Regions from separate parts of the Homo sapiens genome. Here regions 2 and 3 are each linked to region 1. Evidence: read pairs that join two places in POLR2A ChIA-PET (ENCODE). Cell type or tissue: OCI-LY7. All regions are shown on one strand.

What was found. ChIA-PET counts read pairs that join two places held together with the same protein. Peaks named below come from ENCODE experiments on the same cell type or tissue, not always from the same donor. Only the 100,000 strongest peaks of a DNase experiment are listed, where the experiment ranks them.
Region 2: POLR2A ChIA-PET joins it to region 1 with 8 read pairs; 5 of 35 experiments call an interaction of 5 or more read pairs at or near these places.
Region 3: POLR2A ChIA-PET joins it to region 1 with 5 read pairs; 2 of 35 experiments call an interaction of 5 or more read pairs at or near these places.

Annotation. Positions count from the first base shown.
Region 1 is chrX:103,627,083-103,631,082 of GRCh38, reverse strand. TCEAL1 (transcription elongation factor A like 1) reads right to left here and starts at 2,108. Exons shown (of 3, transcript NM_004780.3): 1 at 2,058-2,108; 2 at 1,510-1,589; 3 at 130-1,198. The coding sequence starts at 1,166. The coding sequence ends at 687. RefSeq lists enhancers at 1,154-1,223, 1,294-1,343, 1,248-1,542, 2,414-2,483. In OCI-LY7, CTCF peaks have their summits at 759 and 965 (motif pointing right); a DNase peak (open chromatin) is centred at 2,262; H3K4me3 peaks cover 2,403 bases; H3K27ac peaks cover 1,524 bases.
Region 2 is chrX:103,552,879-103,556,878 of GRCh38, reverse strand. It overlaps LINC02589 (long intergenic non-protein coding RNA 2589), which reads left to right and starts at 1,926. Exons shown (of 6, transcript NR_131237.1): 1 at 1,926-1,953. RefSeq lists an enhancer at 932-2,131. In OCI-LY7, no CTCF peak of the experiment used is centred here; a DNase peak (open chromatin) is centred at 1,908; H3K4me3 peaks cover 1,541 bases.
Region 3 is chrX:103,808,747-103,812,746 of GRCh38, reverse strand. It overlaps a transcript of RAB9B not described here. Among named protein-coding and RNA genes, the nearest start is that of RAB9B, 22 kb to the left of the region's middle. In OCI-LY7, no CTCF peak of the experiment used is centred here; no DNase peak of the experiment used is centred here; H3K4me3 peaks cover 504 bases; H3K27ac peaks cover 428 bases.

The DNA of each region.
Region 1 (4,000 bases):
CTGGTCCCACAGTAGCACTGTAAAGCAAGTATTATTCCTATTTAAATGAGAACAAAATGACTATTAAATATAATCCATATCTGGCTAATATTTGTGCCTAAGAGATTCAGAAAAAAACATAGGATTCACTTTTTTTAAAGTTCTGACAAGTATTTATTAAGTGCCACATTGTCGTTATAAGCTGATTGACAGTTTTCTTCAAAATTGTGTGATTTTTTCATTATATATTTTTGCAACACAAGTAAAACGTTTGTCCTGAAAAAATGAGAAATTCAGATAAAACAAAAATTTAAAAAATCACCTATTATCTTACCACACAACCACTGTTATGCCTTTGAAGTCTATACTTTTAGCTTTTTCTTTGCATATTAATATATAAATATACATTTTTTTTACAAAAATGGGATACAATATATACCATTTGAAAATTGCTTTTTTCGTTTCACAATATATAATGTACATCTTTCATGCAAATGTGTAGGGCTCATGACTGAAAGAGGGAAACTTGTAGATTTTAGGGGGAAACCTCAACTTTAAGCGAGTTACATGCTAAACATCTAAAATAAAGCCTCACAAAAAGTTAAAATTCAGAATATGGGAAAAGGCATTAAGAAAATGCAAACAGAAAGTCCAGGTGGCAATGGCAATACTATTAGCAGGCAAAACAGAATTAAAGGCCGAACACATTAAATAGGATAAGGACGGCTCCGTTTTGCCTTCCAGTGCATTATCATCAGTTTGTTTCTTACTCTTTTCATCTCTTCTAGCTCATCTGCTGCCTGTATCATCTCCTCATTGCTTAAATTTCTGCCATGTATGTCCCCTCTAAATTGCGGGCGAGAACGAGCCAACCTTTCTTTAAAGCTTCCTTCTTCAAGCTTATGTTTTCCTACTCCACAAGGAGGCTGCTCCATGGGAGGGCGCCCCTCAAACAGGTCCTTCCTGGAAAGACCCTCCTGCGGAGGGCGCTCCTCCGAGAGGAGCATCTCAGGCAGGAGCTCAGGCAAGAGCTCCTCAGGAAAGAACTCCTCCTCCGAGGACTGCTCCTCCGAAGACTGCTCCTCGGGGGACTGCTTTTCGGGAGAGTGCTCCACCGGAGGCCTCTCCTCATCGGTCTTGGGCGCGCTCTGCGGCTCTTCTTCATTTTCTTTGCGTGGTTTGTCCATGTTGGGAATTTTCTTCTTCAAGCACAGTTATTCTTAGGAGACAAGAAAGGCAGAATAGAGTCAGAATACTAAGCGGCTGGACTAACACCCAGGCCGTGGGTTCCAATACCTGCCTTTTCCTGATTCGGGGGCCAGGTCCTCAACCTTGCGCTTTCCCAGAGGCTCTCCGGCTCTCCCGACTCCGCCGCTTCCCGGTCGCCCCCTCCTTCCCGAAAGCCCACCATTTTCCCAGCAGGCTTTGCTACAGGCCTCGCCCGCAGTGACAGGGGCGGGACAGTGCGGCCTGCAGACTCCATGCCTTTCGGCGTCCACCCTCGCGCCCCAGTCCCGGCCCACTGCGTACCCCTTCCCTGACCTGGACCTTTCCGGGCCGTGTGCTCCTAGTCGTCCTCTCCTCGAGGTGCCCCGCTGTGACCAGCAGACCTGCACACAGACGCAAGACAGGGTAGGGGGCGGGGAGTGGGGAGGAGGGACGGACTGACTGACACCCCCCACCCCCCACTTTCTGGGCACCAGCCACTGCCTGCACGCTCCCCTAGCTCTCGGGTTCTCTTTTCGTCTCAGCCCCTGCGTCAAGCTTCGTCCTCCGTGCTCCCACCTCCCCACCCCGCAAAGCTTGCCATTTCTTTTCAGATGAGAAGTGGAAGCGAAGCATTTTTAGAAACTATTTCCAAATGTCTGTACCCCCCTCCCGGGGGACGGGGGAGGTACTCGCCTCCCCACCCCGCCCCAAAGACCACCATATTTTGCACAGAAATGTGGGCGCGGGGGGCGGGGCTGGAGCTTAGGGAAAGGCCTGGACTCCGCCATCCCGATTCTGTCAACCCCATTCCCCGGGTTACTAGGCAGCGCCGACACTCACACCGATTTAAGAGGGTAGAGGGAACTTACTTCTTCTGCTTTCCCTCTCGACCAAAGGGTAATAGGGAGATGGTGGACAGGCAAAAAAAAGACCGGGACGAGAGGGACTTGGGCACATAGAGGCTCCTGGTCACGTGAGGGACGCGCGTCACTGCCGAACTCAGATCCCCAGTTACCACTTTGATCTGCGGCCCTGCCGCAGCCACCTGCTAGTGCCTGCTAGTGTTCTCTGACCCGAGACACACCAGGCATTGTCACTCACCTCTCTTTGTATTTGCCTTTTCCTGGTTGCCAGAGACGGTCCGCATCTAGTCTCGGGTAGTATTGCCTCTTCCTCTGTGCTACTTCCCCTAGTACCACCTCTTTCTCCCCTCCTCCCTTCCTTAGCCACCAAGGCCCCTTATTTCCCCTGCAGTTCAGATCCTGCACTGACGTTTGACTGTTCACCTTCATAAATCAGTATTATATCCTTATATCCCAACACTCTCAGTTTTAATCCACATCCGTATCTCCATCATGTCCATTTAGGCTCATTCAGCATGTTTCATCTCTTGTCACTTTCATGGGAGACAATCTTTCACTTTTTCTTGACATCACATTTTGTTTTTTTGAGCCCCCAGATCTAAATTGGTAATCATTCAGTTCGAGACCTGTAGAAAGAGTTGAGTTTGTAAAGTTTGTAGATCTAAAAAGAATGAATACTTTGATTTTCATAAATCAAATACGTATTTGTCCATCTAAGTACAAACAGTCCAGAACACTTATTATCTGAAATGGGATAGTCCTTGGTGGAGAGCTTGGCATTATTCTCTCTATGTGTGTATATATATACACACATATATATGCGTGTATATATATACACGCATATATATGCATGTATACACACTGAATAGATTATAAAATATATTTATATACATGTGTACATATATATAAATTATTCAGTAGTTATTCATAATAGAATAAATAGATTTTACTGGGACTCTCAATCCTTAACCAGCCACCTCTTGGTGCTTCTGGTTGAGGAAGTTTATATTAATTCACTAAATCAACAAATATTTGAGTTCTGGGACTGCTGGACCCCAAAAGATAGATGCAGCAGGGAGGGCATTCCATATTAAACTATGCAATAATTCTGTTGACCACATACTGAATAGCAGGACTACAATTATGCTAGCATTTTCAATTGTCATTGCAATATGTATTTTTTTTTATCTAACAGTATTTTATGATCTTTAACCTTATGCCTGCCTCTCATCTACTCACATCAGCCTGGATGCTACTTTCTTATGCAGATGCTCTTTCCCCTACAGAGCATACTACTTCCCTTCCCTCTGTGTTTTACACTTTCAGGGTAGATGACCATCTGATCTGTGAGGATCCTGGGATTTTGTTTTAAAGCCAGGCTGTTTAGTAAGTTTCTGAACAGAAATTCATGTGAAATTTCCCCTTTTAAGAACTGTTTGTTGCTTTTCTCTGATATCTGATTAACTTTGTGTTGAGATAGCATTTAGACAAATATTAGTTTACCTTCATATCTTTTTTATAACTGTTTTACTTTCCAATTTCTCTGTGAGATGTGTCTTTAAAACCAAGTTTCACTATGCCTTCTTATTTTTTCATCAAGGGTTGGTTTCTCATTTGTATAGTTTCTTTCCTAGAGAAGTCCCATTTCATTCATTTCTATCCTTATTCTTCTTAAATCCTGTGATGGAGAACTCACTGCCTTATAAGATATCTCACTGAAATCTCAGAAAGTTCTAATCATTCAGAGTTTTAAAATTAATTAATTAATTGATTTTTGCTTCTGTTGAGTTAAAATCTGCCTCCCAGTAGTTTACACACATTGGTCCTGGCTCTGCCCTGTGGAGTGGTACAGAACAGGTATAAAATAATAAAAGTACCTTTCATCCTTGACAGCTTAAAATTGCCACAGCTTCTATTCTGGTTCTTTCCCCTTCCATTCTGTGAGACAC
Region 2 (4,000 bases), 74 kb after region 1:
GTGGGTTAATGTGTGAGTATAAACTTCTGAACATTCCATCAATTCCTTCTTGAAGAGATTTCCAAGATAAATTTTTCTGATGTATGATTTTCATTCTACTCTTGGAATTTAGAAATCAATTCCAATCCTTTTCCATAAGGTGAGCCTCCACTGTAATCATGCTTGTTAAGGGAGTAAGAAAGTGTTGTCATAAATGGCTCTGCAGGCCATATGGAAAACCATATCCTCAGAAGTTTGCTTGGTGAGTATACAATCAGAACAGAGAGGTGTTTATTCACTTTGAGAAATGTTCCTCAAAGAAGGTGTCCTGGAATATTTTCTCCTCCTATAGAGATAGCCTTTAGCAAGGAAGTCACTTTCCTTGGGCACACAAAGGCAGGACTCCTTCAGCAGATAGCAGATGGAATATGCATTTTAGTTCTTGACGTTTGTGGCTGTCTCAGCATAGCCCTGCTGGGTAGATAAGTCTGTCCAATTCTGTAGCTCATTAATAGGAAGCCCACATGCCAGCACATCTAAGACACATTCTCCAATCTCACCTTTACAGGGAATAAAGTTGATGTACTATTCTCCTTATGCTTTTGCCATAACTCTTAGTTGGTTTAGAGCTCAAACTTGGAGTGGCAGTTATTTTGGAGGCCGCTTAAAGACCCGAGCATTTTGGAGCAAGATCATAGAAACAGTTGGGAAGCCAGTGAGACCCAGAAAATGGAAGGAGAGATTTGAGCCTATTGGAAGACCCACTCCTGAGGGCAGAGCAGAACACATTTTCAAAAAGTTAATACATAATATTGTACATGTTTATGGGGTACATGTGATATTTTGTTACATGCATAGAATATGTAATGATCAAGTCAGGGTATTTAGGGTATCCATCACCTCGAGTATTTATCATATCTATATGTTGGGAACATTTCAAGTCCTTTCTTCTAGCTATTTTGAAATATGTAATACATTGTTGTTAACTATAGTCACCCTTCTCTGCTATAAAACATTAGAACTTATTTCTTTCGTACCAAGAGTTTTAAAGGGAAAGGGCCTTGGCTGTGCAACCCGTGGTTCTCCTTCTCAACTTGCTAATCAAGTAGCTGATTCCTGTGATAGAGAAGGAGTGAGTGTGCAGAGAGGATGGAATTGCTTTTGTCATGGATGCCCCACCACATGGATGAAAATATCAGAAATGGAGGGTAAGAATCTCCCAGGGTAACTCAATACCAACGGTCCCTGACTTATGGTGGTTCAACTTACGGTTTTTCCACTTTATAATAGGTTTAGTGATGTATTAAATGCATTTTTGAATTATGATATTTTCAACCTAAAGATAGGATTGTCAGGATATAGCCCCATCCTAAGTTGAAGAGCATCTGTATATGATTCAATTGAATAAGTTTCTGCCTACTAAGTAAGTATAATATTCTTGTCCTGATTCCTTGAAATAACTCTGAGATTTCTTAAATGACATATTTTGGTGTCTCTAGGTCATTCAGTCACATGATTATAGGCAGTCTCTTAGTTTTCTGCCACAGATGTCTGCTTAGCATGATCTGTGAGTTGTACCTGTTCCCCCTCAGAGGGCCATCTCATCACCGAGAGCCTTAGAATGGCTCCCTGGGTCTCTGTGTACTGATGATACTCCTCTACTGTCACTTGTAAGCAAGTAAAATTCCTGACAACAGAGACGTGCTTTGTTTCCACAACCTGTAAAATTCCTCCAATTGCTTGGGTCCCAGCCTAGTTCCTCTAATTATTACTATTAAATTTTCTCAGGTGGTGGCTTGAAGAATGAAGGTGTTTCGCTTCCAGGGAAAGGCGAAGGCTTGAAGGGGAGGGTCGTGCAGAAGCATTTTCGGTGTGGAGGACAAGCCTGCGCATCGCGGTTACCATAGTAACCTGACGTCATTTTGGCGACTGTGACAACCATGACGACTTTTTAATGGAGACCGACTTGGCCTGGTGAGGAGAGCAGGGTTTCGTCTTCAGGTGTTTAGACTCAACTGTGGCTGCGGGTGCTCTGCGATGTAGAGAGAGGAAGAGATCCCATATCCAAGTTGCCTTGTTCCCGCTTTGGGACAAGTTGCCCTCGCTGTCTGATGAGGCAGGGAGAAGTAGGACTCCCTTGGCCCCAGTGAATGTGGTGTCCTGCTCCAGGGGTGTCCCGGAGCTACTTTCCAAGTAAAGGCAAGGTGCCAAAAAATGAGACAGGTAAACACTCTCTCTGAGCCTAGCGTCTTCCTCTGTGAAATGGGGATAAAAATGCTCACCCACAGGATTGCTGGAAGCTTCAGTGATACAGGTGCAAGCCGGTAGGTAGCCCTGTGGTTATTGCAGGATGGTGAATGTCTGTATGAATTCAGGCCTCTTATTCCTTTTCAAATTTGTTATTGGGAGACAGATGGGAAAAGGAGAAGAAAAAGGCCCTGGTGAGAATCCCATTGTATCTCTGGTTGTTATGATCACTACCCAGTTGTATTATTGTCACTGGTCACTGACTCAGTGCCTAGCTTAATGCCTGGCACATAGTTACTCCAAGAAAGCACAGTGATTGCTGGCTTCTCTCTGTCCCTGTGCAGCTCTTCATCAGGTGATTGAGCTCATATCAGGTGTCTGAAGAAGGTAGGTTTTGAGGATCAGGGTCGTGATGGCTGCTGAAGCTTCTACTCCAGATTTGAAGGGCAGCAGTACTAAGGAGACCCCCAACACTTCCATCCCTGGTGGGATATGACACCTGGCTCAAGTGAGCTCATAGATCTGGACAGAAGCATGTTGTGGAATAGCTCTGTGAGGTTTATAAAATAGCCTACAAGCAGAGAAATTCCTTTGATCTCATCATTGGAGAAGAGGTTTAGCAGGTGGAATTTCCTTCCATCAGCAGCTATGTGCTTTGTGGTAGCTTCTGAGGCCCATGTTAAAGATGCCTTTCATTGTCACAAAGCAATGAATAGTTCATTTGGGGAAGCAACTGGATGTTTAACATGCATTTGCTATAGATTTACATATATTTTTCTGCCTATATAAATAATCATCAGTGATTCCTATGTATCTCTCAAATGGATATGGAAATATGCAGTCGTTAGGTCTTTCTAGCATTTTGAGATTGTAATATAAATTATATAAATTATCTCCTGGTGACCATGGTATTTTTCCATCCTATAATGATTTTTTAAGCCAGAAATTTTGCAAGTGTTAGTTAAAATGTCAGTTACTATACCTTAATAGTTTCAGAAATAAGAATTACCCTAGAATTCGCTCTATTATAATGATACTAAGCCATGTTCCCTAAAGTAAACAGTTACTCTTAAGTATCATCATCATTATTTTCTTAGAATGTAATATTTTTATTTTTGTACTTCAAAAAGAAATGAACATCCACTTTTCCAAAAATATTTAAACACTGCAAGTGATTATTATGGTTGTATGTAGTGCAGAACAATTTGATCAGACATAGTAATGATCTGGTAATATAACAAGAGTGTAGTAGTTGGAATCTTTTGGATGATTTAATTGCATCAAAAACTTATACAAATGTATTTCAAATACTTTCTTTGAGCCATGTTGACATACGATATACCGTACATGTTTAAAATATATAGTTTAATAAGTTTTAACATATGTATGCTCTCTCTGGTGAATCCAATATTATAGTCAAGATAATGAACATATTCATCACCTCAAAAAGCTTCCTTATGCACCTTTGTAATCCTCTCCATCTGTCTCTAGCTTCCCTCTCCATGCCAACCTGTCCCATTCCCGGACAATCACTGGTCTCCTCTTACCATAGATTAGTTTTTGTTTCTTGCCCTTTTAAGTAAATGGAATCATAGGATGCTTATTCTCCTTTGTCTGACCTAATTCATTTGTTAACCCCAAAAAAAGTGACTGAGGCAAGTGTCTCAATCACTAGAGGTTTATTGAGCCAAAGTTTGAGGACATGCCTGGGAAAACTGCAAGTCACAGGAGCATCTCTGACTTGTGCTTTACAAAGAGGGGTTTGGGAACTCAG
Region 3 (4,000 bases), 180 kb before region 1:
CAGAAGCAAACAGTAGCAAGCAGCTCTGGCCTGGAAGAAATTTTCCCAGAGTCTGTCATATCCTTGTTGCTCCTCCCAAAAGGAAGTAACCCTAGGAACTACTGAGAAGTTGTGCCTCCACAATAGTCTCTGACTTACTGAATAAACAAAAGCTACAGAAAATTGTTGTTAAAATCAGAGTTGTTGGTTTTCGTTAGTGACCCAAGTCTTTAAAAGTCTGATTTAAAATTACCTAAATGATACAATCTAAGTGTCCATACTAAATAGAACAAAGAAAGAGGTACTTGACAGGGAGGATCACCAAGATCCTACTACTCAGTCCCACACTCTCCTTGTTTCTTTCATGTAGAGATAAAATAAGAAAAATAGCTATTGGCAATGAACTGTGGAAATTGGTGTTTAATTGACAACTATGCAGCAGTTTTTGGTTGCTATTGGCTGAATATATCTCCCTAATTAATATGTTAAAAACTTAATCTTCCATGTGATGGTATTTGGTGGTGGAGTCTTTAGGAGGTAATTACAGTTAGCTATTAATTCGTGAGAGTGGAGCCTTCATAATGGGATTCGTGCCCTTATAAGAAGAGAAAGAGGGTATGGTGGCACATACCTGTTTTCCCAGCTACTTCAAAGGCTGAAGCAGGAGGATTGCTTGAGCCTAGGAGGTCCAGGCTGCAATGAGTCATGTTCATGCCACTGCACTCCAGCCTGGGTGACAGAGAGAAACTCCTTGCCCCCGCTTTCCATAAAAGAGAGAGAGAGAGAAAGAGAGGAGACCTCTCTTTCTCTCTCTTTTTCTGCTTTGAGGATACAAGAAGAGGGTAGCTATCTGTAAACCAGGAAGGGGGCCCCACCAGACACTGAATCTGCCAAGACCTTGATCTTGAAGGCTCTTTCCCAGCCTTCAGAACTATGAGAAATAAATTTCTGTTGTTAAGCCATCCCGTCTATGGTATTTTTATAGCCACCTAAGAAGACTAAGTCATTAGCTTTTGTTATTAGCTGTATTTCAGCCAAATGAGTCTTCTAATCTGTAGTGTTATTCTTTAGATTGTGATGGCATGGCTCTTTGTCCTAAGGTAATTTTTTTGTATATACTAAATTGAGTTGGAAAGCTATTGTGTCTCTGCATGATACATTTTTAAATTTTTTTTCTAGAATATTTCTTTAGTTACAGTAATAAAGCATGTTTATTTGACATTCTGGCAGAGATTTTAACTGGCATTTCCACATGTCACTATTATAATAAAAATTAATGTTTATAACGGGAACCCCTAGACATTGCAAGAGCCCAAATTAATTTCTGGATCATCAAAGAAAAACTAAGGGTTATTATTATTAGGTCTATTTTATGGTATGGAGAATAAGCATTTCATGCATGTTGCATAGTGACATGATAATTAACCACAATATTCTATTTCCCTGGAATGGAGAGATTATTTTCTTCCCCTCTTCACTTTTACTTCCTCATAGAATCCTGTGATTTCACTAGTAGGTTGTTTTGTCCAAATTCCACCCAATGCTTGAGTATTTTCACCCAATGCTTGAGTATTTTCACCAAATGCCTGCCACAGAGTCAATGCTAGAATACCTCAGGAGACAGAAAACTTACCATTTTTTGAAGCAGATCATTATATCTTGCAAAAATGGCACATGATCCCTTATATTGAGTAAATTCTGACTTCTTATGACTTCCACTCCTTGGTCCTAGGGCCACTCAAAACAAGGATTCCACATGACACAGGACTTCCGATAACTAAAGACAGTTCTTTCCCTCCTGGACATGATTTTTATAACTTGAAATATCCCCAGGTTTTTCAGTGAAATATGACATATTTAAGTCCCATTACTGTAGCAATTAAATAAATATCTGTTCAATGTCTTCCCAGCGTCAGGTACTGTTTGAGGTATGAAGGTGAAGAGAGTAAATGGGAAGTGGCAGAAGCATGATTGATACCATGTTAAGAAATGGGGATCTATTGTGAAAGGAAAAAGGAATAAAAGAAGGTGTTCTAAGCAAAGGGGTAGGAAGCTTAGGTTTGGGTTAGAGAATGATTACTCATGTTGTGGAGGATAGGTGTGGTGGGAGTGGGCATGAGAAGCCTAGAGGAAGGTGACTAGCGAGACAGCTATAACAATAGACAGGAAAAGCTGAAGAGTCACGCAGGTTATGCCATGGCATTTAGACTTTATCCTGCCAGTGCCTTCAAAGAAGCATTCACAGAACAGCAGACTACTTGTAGCAGATCCACCTGGGGGCTTTGTTAAAATGCAGATTCCTGGACCCCACCATGACCTGCTTAAAGTCTCAAAGGGTGGTGCAGCCCAGGCATCTGCATCTTATCAAGTTTTTCTGGTGACTCTGATGCAAAGCCCAGATGGCAGTAGTCAGAGAGTTTGTTAGGGCAGTAGAAGCCAACAGGCATCCAGACCTCAAAAAGCCACACTCTGCTAAGACAAAAGAGTTTGGAAATGCCCTGCCTGGGAAGCAGGAATTCACTTCATCCCTCCACCTGCACCAATCTCCCCTTCACTATTTGCCTAGCTGGTGCCTTCTTTTTCTTGGTGTCCAGACTTAAACATCACCCCCTTGGAGTTCTTTCCTGGCCCCTTACTCAGTCTTATAGGTGTTCACAATATCCTGGGGTTTAAAAAATTCTATTGTGTCTCACTTTCCATGTGTATGATTCTTCAGCAAGGCTCCTTCCTACTAGCCACTAAGCGCCACAAAGTTGAGGCCTGGGCCTACTGTGCACCCTACAGCACCTAGTGCAGGGCCAGGCATAGGGTAGGTGCCAGCTAAAGATTTTTTAATTAAGCCAGGTACAGTGGCACATACTTGCAGTCCCAGCTACTTTGGAGGTCGAGGTGGGAGGATCATTTGATCCCAGGAGTATGACTTCAGCCTGGGCAACAAAGAGAGACCCTGCCTCTGAGAAAAAAAAAAAAAGAATGAATACCTGAAAGAATGGATGGGAGGCACTGGTGCCTGCCCCAGCTTGAACTACCATGCTGCATGGCAGTGGCTCCATGGGGGTTCATCTTAGCTGCTCTGGTGGCAAGGTTTCTTGCAGCATCATTGTCTTAGTCAGCTCAGGCAGCAATAAAAAATATCACAGGCTAGGTGGTTAAAAACAACAGAAATTAAGCCGAGCATGGTGGGTCACGCCTGTAATCCCAGCACTTTGGGAGGCCAAGGCAGGCAGATCACCTGAGGTCAGGAGTTCAAGACCAGCCTGACCAACATGGAGAAATGCTGTCTCTATTAAAAATACAAAATTAGCCGGGTGTGGTGGCCCATGCCTGTAATCCCAGCTACTCGGGAGGCTGAGGCAGGAGAATTGCTTGAACCCAGGAGGCGGAGGTTGTGGTGAGCCAAGATTGAGCCATTGCACTCCAGCCTGGGCAACAAGAGCAAAACTCCATAAAAAAAGAAAGAAAGAAAGAAATTTATCTCTTACAGTTCTGGAGGCTGGAAATCCCAGACTAGGATGGTCAGGCTCTCCAGAGGGCCCTTTTACTAGCTTGCAGATGGCCACCATCTTATTGTTTCCTCACATAACAGAGAGAGAGCGAGAGAGACAGAGAGAGAGAAATCATGCTCTGGTCTCTCCCTTTTCTTATAAGGACACCAATGTCATTGTGAGGACCCCACCCTCATGACCTCATCTAAACCTAATTACCTCCCAAAGATCCCCTTCTCCAAATACCATCCTATAAGGGGTTAGAGCTTCAACATATGAATTTCACTAGCATTCATTCCATAACAACCATTAATAGGCTTGAAAGGTGACAAAGAAAGGGCCTGGGCCCCTTCTTCATGGGTCCTAGTCTCTAGGCAGAATATGAAGTCAATCCCAACATGTACAGCAAACAGGAAAGCCAAGCTAGCCAGGTCTTGGGCAAGAAGCCACAGGCAAAGGTGCATTTCCAGCCAGTTAGCTGGATCCCCGAAGCCCAGGGGGAAGGGGGCCCTGTTTCTTACTGACCCTCTTGCCCT